Regions from separate parts of the Homo sapiens genome. Here region 1 is linked to region 2. The links are chromatin loops, found by intact Hi-C in ENCODE. Cell type or tissue: CD4-positive, alpha-beta T cell. All regions are shown on one strand. Links, peaks and the distances in the headings refer to the core of each region. The heading gives the core; the rest is flanking DNA. Region 1 overlaps NHSL1 (NHS like 1). Region 2 overlaps WAKMAR2 (wound and keratinocyte migration associated lncRNA 2).

Region 1 (2,921 bases), core at 283-2,782, 630 kb before region 2:
AAAAATCCATTATGTGCTTAAGATGAGTTGCTAATATGGCAAAGGTTAAGGACATATAAATTAGAAAAGAGAACCTAGAGGACGTCGATTCTGGTTATTTACTCTGGCTAATTGTTCTAGAATAATTATCTTCATTATCCTAATGTGAAACACCAAGTAGGACTCTATGTGTTATGTTATGAAGAAAGATGTTTTGCTAACGAGATCCACACATATCTTTGATGTTCAAAGTGGGAATATAGTGTAGCAAGAAGAAAATTGTTGAAAATATTTCCAATTGTATATGTTATGCATATCATCTAAACATAAACATGATGCATTGAAAAAAATACTGTTGGCAAAGCAATTTAGAAATTCCAGAAAATAAGCCAGGCATGGTAGTGTGTGCCTGTAATCCCAGCACTTTGGGAGGCTGAGGCAGGCGGATCCCTTGAAGTCAGGAGTTCCAGACTAGCCTGGCCAACATGGTGAAACCCTGTCTCTACTGAAAATATAAAAATTAGCCAGGCGTGGTGGCATGCACCTGTAGTCCCAGCTACTCAGGCTGAGGCAGGAGAATTGCTTGAATCTGGGAGGTGGAGGTTGCAGTGAGCTGAGATCGCACCACTCCACTCCAGCCTGGGCGGCAGAGTAAGTGAGACTCCATCTCCAAAAAAAAAAAAAGAAAGAAAGAAATTCCAGAAAATACCTTTTCATTCAACTCTGAAATCAAAGAGTACACCATTGCTTTGTGTACTGTTTTTGACTTTTTTCTCTTTTCAGTTTTCAGCATATGCCAAGTACTGCCAAAGAGGTTCTTGCATTTGAAGGCAGGTCAGTTATCAGTGCGAAAATACTTACTGTGAGTCGATAGGGAATTTTTCCACCTGCCATTATCGGAAGTTATATTTGATGATACGTTCACTGAATCTGGGAAACCTTCACAGAATCCCCATTGTCTTAGCAGAAAGGATATCAATCATGAGTTATGCAATCTCTTGTGTAAAATTCACCCCTAAAGAGATGTATTAGATCTAGATTTTTGGCAGTAAACAGTTGGCTTTAATAGTCGTGACAGAAATCGAAATTTCCCTGTTTCCTGTTATTCTTTGAACTGGCATGTCAGCTTCTGTTTTAGGCTTTGTTGATAAGAAATATTTAAATCAAAGGAAGACTTTGAAGAAAAGGCAGTAACCTTGCTGCCATACCTGTAAACACAGGAGGCTTATTTAACATGATGCTTGAGAGCGTAGGTTTGGGGCAGCTTTTCCACCTGTCAGAGCTCAGTGGCCTTGGATAAGTTGCTTTCGTCTGTGAGGTTCAGGTTCCTCAACTGTAAAGAGATAAAAACCACATGTTCCGGTTTGCTTAGAACAGCCCTGGTTTACAGCTGTTATTCTGTGTAATTATTAATTGCACCCCCTTTCACTCTCAGAGGTGTTCTGGTTTCGATAAAATTACATAGTTACCCTAACCTACCTTGGAGAGTTGGTGTGAGGTTGAAGTAAATTAATGTTTGTGAAACCCTTAGCACAGTGCCTGGCACAGACTAGATGCTCAGATGATGATGATAAGTATTGTTAAGCTGATTGGTATTTCAAACCACGCTTCAAAGAAAATGATTCAATAGACAATGTCTGTTTTTATAAAAATTTGGCCACTCTCCCAATCATCTCGTCTTTTGTTCCACCCACATAGAATTTCCTGCCCAAGGCAATAAATTTGAGAGGTTTCAGCAGCTACTGACGAATTTCTGATTGTCATGGCTTTACAGGTTATCTAGGTGTGGCACTACCAGTGTTTATGCTATTGCTAGCTTGTTCATCGGGGTACACGTTAGGATATAGAACTTTTTCACAAATTAGATCTTATTTTCCACAAACAGCCCCATGAAACAGATTATTTTAATAGCTATTACTATTATTTTAATCTGGAAATGGAGACTCAGAAATATGAAATGGCTTTCTCAAGATCACATAGCTCGAAAGCACCAGGAAGCATGCGAAGGCGGGGCTCCTTGCAGGGAGCATGTGAAGGCGGGGCTCCTTGCAGGGAGCATGTGAAGGCGGGGCTCCTTGCAGGGAGCATGTGAAGGCGGGGCTCCTTGCAGCTCATTTCTTTTCATCGCACCATGCTGGTTAAGCAAAAGGGCAAGATTACTCAGTTACCTCAATTCCTCCTCATTATGCCCAATTTTGTCATCTCTTATTCCTCTTTGACTTGTCTGGTATGCTTCACTCAATTTTTTTTTCCCCCAAAAAAGTTTTTAAGTGCTACTTGGTCTCAGTATATGGATCCCATTCTTGGCCTAGGGCAGCTTACAGTCGAGAAGTGATTACTCCATGTCCAATCATGTGTTACTGGGTCTCTGTGAGTAATTTCAGGAAACTGTAGAAACACAAATGAGTCAATGCTCACTGCTCTGCAGTTATGGCACCTTCTTATTCCATGCCATTGCAGACAAAAATGAGAAAATTGGGGTCTGTCATTCCCACGCCTTTTTGCCTGCAAACCAGTGAGAATGTCTCCAATGACCCATTCCAGTTTCTCTTGCTGTTTCCATCCCACTACTCTATAATCAGGGTCTGTTTATACCTGCCTTCTCTTCTAGATTAATGGACAGCATCCCTATCTTGTTGATCTCTGTGTTTCCAGTATGATGCCAAGCACTTGGCACATGGAAAGGCTCAGGCGCCAGGGACTGTGCTCAGTGCTGTATGTGAATATATTCAGTATTTATTGCAACCATGCAAAGTAGCTTTGATTATGCCCATATCATGGATGAGAAAACTGTATCTTGGAGAGATTAGATCACTTGCCTAAGATCACATAGTTTTTAAATACTGAAACAAGATCTTTCTTTATTAAAACGCCTTTTATTGAAGTATAACTTACATAAAATAATCTATACATATTTAAAGTATACAACTTAATAAATTTTG
Region 2 (2,921 bases), core at 195-2,694:
TGAATTGACTTAACTGTACATTTGTAGGAGATAAGCAGGAAATCAGAAGCACTCCTAGGGATTGGCACTGGTCTAAATGACAGCCCTAAGGAGGAGCTTAGATACCAGATTCATCCTCCATCCAGGCAGAAGCTCCCCAGGGATAAAACTGCAAGGTTAAATGTGAAACTCAAAATTTGAAGCAAAAGCCTCTCCTCTTCTGCACTTCTTTTCTTCCTAAGTTGAGCAGTAATACTAGAAACAGAGTCAATTGAACCTGAATAGCTCCTCTGGGGTACCAGGCATCATTCTAAGGAACTCGTTTCATCCTCACAGAGGCACAGATGGGGTATGTAACTTGCCAAAGCTCACACTGCTTGGAGTAGAGTCAGGATTCTAATCTGGCTTGTCTGGCTCCAGAGCCCACGTTCTAAACCATTAGGCTCATTCTGCCTCTCTTGGAGAAGACACAAGAAGTCCCAGTCTTGGCTAGCCTGGCTAGTTCCAGAGACCTCCATAGCTAAACAAGGTGTAGAAATAGAATGTCCCGTCACTTAGCTATACTTCTATCCTTCCCACCTTCTACACAACTACCATTACCATTGCCACCAGCAACTGGTAAATATTGATGGAGCTTCTTTTCTTTGCCAGGCACCATAGATACAAAAACTAAAAAAAAAAAAAAAGAGACTGTAATCTTGACCTCAGGAACTACAGAGGAGATAGACATCCAAGCAAATATGCCAACAAAATCCCAAGTGGGGTCTAGTAAGGGCCAAAAAAAAAAAAAAAAAAAAAAAAAAAAAAGAGCTGGTGTAGCCAGATGGGCAGGGACTCACCTTGCTTCAGGGACAAATTTGCAGTGGTGATGAATTCCTTTCATTCTTAGCTTTCCTCCTATTACTTCCCTGATTTATTTTACTTACAAATGACACGTCTAAATGGCAGAGACCTGAAGTTCTCTTGATGGGGTGCTGAGATGTTCAGAAGGGAGGTATCCTGTTTAACCAACAGATCATTTATAGATAAAGAGAGGCTCTAACTTAGCATACAGTTCATCTATTTCCTTCCCCCAAGAAAGAAGGGATATTTACATCTCCTCTATTCCTTCTTCCAGGGCAAGAATCTTCTGTTCCATATGCAACATCTTCTGGCAGCCTTGTCCTTTTTCTGTCCTTGACGACTACAATAACAAACAGCTGTTGCCGAGGCATTGCTGTTGACGTGTTACCTTTGAAACCTCCCTCCTGTTATGGAATAAGCCTCTTCCAGATCATGGCTCATTATCATCTAGTCTGACAAGCAGCCTTGTTGCCACGGAGACCCAAAGGGATCAGGCGTGGCATTTGCCTGCATCATCACCCCCTCCAGGGGAACTATAAGGACTCTTCTGTGCGTCATGCGTGGCTGTCCTGGGACTGGCTGCCACCAGACTTTTCCTGCGGGTAAAACCTAAACAAATGATCAGCTGCAGATAATATCAAGACCTCTGTTTGATATGTTAATAGTGACAGCCAGATTTCCACAATTAACAACGAGGTGGGAAGAAAACACTGTAGTCACCAGACTTGGGAGGAGAGGGTTTGTATTCACATAAACACAACCTCACGTCACTGCTTGCCACCACAAAGGGCTCTGTTCACTGTTTTGTTCTCAAAGATCATCCTTGCGCTCATCCTCTGATCTTGAATTTCTACATAACTTTCTCAGTTTATATGCCCTGTGGCAAGTGCAGCAAGCACTGTTTCCTGTTTCTAAACTTGTAGAAAATCATCCATACATCTTACAGTTGTCAGTTTTAACCAGATAACAGTGGCACTTTGTTGCTGCTTTTTTATCTTTAGCTTAGGTTAACAGGACCCTGGAAGTAAAGTTGTTGATTTATTCAATAGAGTATTCTCAATTAATTTGGCTAGATTTCTACATGATTCAAAATCTAAAAAAGTAGAAATGCATGCTTACATGTCTAAGGCCTGAAAAATTGGTAGTGACATCCCAAAATAAATGAAGGTTTTAAAACAATAAATGATCTCTTTTTTTTTTTTTGCTTCTGTGCTTGGGGAGAAGCAATGAAGGAAACAACAATGTTGCTTTAAGGAGTGAGGACCCCAAAAATAAGAATATATAATTATGACAGATAGGGCATAGGGCGTTGTTCAGAATTGATGGGGCTGGTGCACACACAAACATTTTAATAGTTCTAATACTTTGTGTACACTCTTGCGATGAAGTGATGACTTCATTAATTGATTGAATAATATTTATGCAATGCTACTATGTGCTAGCTATAGAACTAAGCTTAGTCTCTTAAGATCTTAACATTCTGAAACTATTAAAATGTATAATCACCATTTGTAAAAGTAAATATACTAATCTAATAATTTGGAATGTACATTACAGTAAAAAAAAAGCAGGGGAACATCCTGTAAAATGTCACTCAGAGATAACCACCACTTACAGAGTGAAGTATATTCCTGCTTTTTGCGGATAGTGTGTGCGTATATATGTTTAAGCAAAGCTAACAATATACTATTTTTATAATTGGCATTTACTTTTTCTTTTGCTTAACTTTATATCATAACCTCTTTCCCACATCATTACAAACTCTTCATAAATAATCTTACAAATGGTTATGTAATATTTATCTTATTTGTAACACATACTATCTTCTTTTTTTCATCAACACACTGCATGGATAACAGATTTATTTTTTAAGTCAAAAATCTTTCTTGGCTACACTAACCAATGTTTTTGGTTTTTGTTTTGTTTTGTTTTGTTTTGAGACAGAGTCTCACTCTGTCTCCCAGGCTGGAGTGCAGTGGTGTGACCTCGGCTCACTGCAACCTCCGCCTCCTGGGTTGAAGCGATTCTTCTGCCTCAGCCTCGCAAGTAGCTGGGATTACAGGCATGTGTCACCATGCCTGGCTAATTTTTGTATTTTT

What was found. Peaks named below come from ENCODE experiments on the same cell type or tissue, not always from the same donor. Only the 100,000 strongest peaks of a DNase experiment are listed, where the experiment ranks them.
Region 1: it touches region 2 in a loop (10-fold over the local background); 1 of 110 quality-filtered maps calls a loop at or near these places.

The regions. Positions count from the first base shown.
Region 1 is chr6:138,454,626-138,457,546 of GRCh38, reverse strand. All of the region lies in intron 3 of NHSL1 (NHS like 1), which reads left to right. Among named protein-coding and RNA genes, the nearest start is that of MIR3145, 21 kb to the right of the region's middle. In CD4-positive, alpha-beta T cell, for the core only: no CTCF peak of the experiment used is centred there; DNase peaks (open chromatin) are centred at 1,266, 1,646 and 1,996; H3K4me3 peaks cover 1,613 bases; H3K27ac peaks cover 2,436 bases.
Region 2 is chr6:137,822,753-137,825,673 of GRCh38, reverse strand. It overlaps WAKMAR2 (wound and keratinocyte migration associated lncRNA 2), which reads left to right. Exons shown (of 4, transcript NR_049793.1): 4 at 1,097-2,005. Among named protein-coding and RNA genes, the nearest start is that of TNFAIP3, 43 kb to the left of the region's middle. In CD4-positive, alpha-beta T cell, for the core only: no CTCF peak of the experiment used is centred there; DNase peaks (open chromatin) are centred at 623 and 1,443; H3K4me3 peaks cover 1,192 bases; H3K27ac peaks cover 2,500 bases.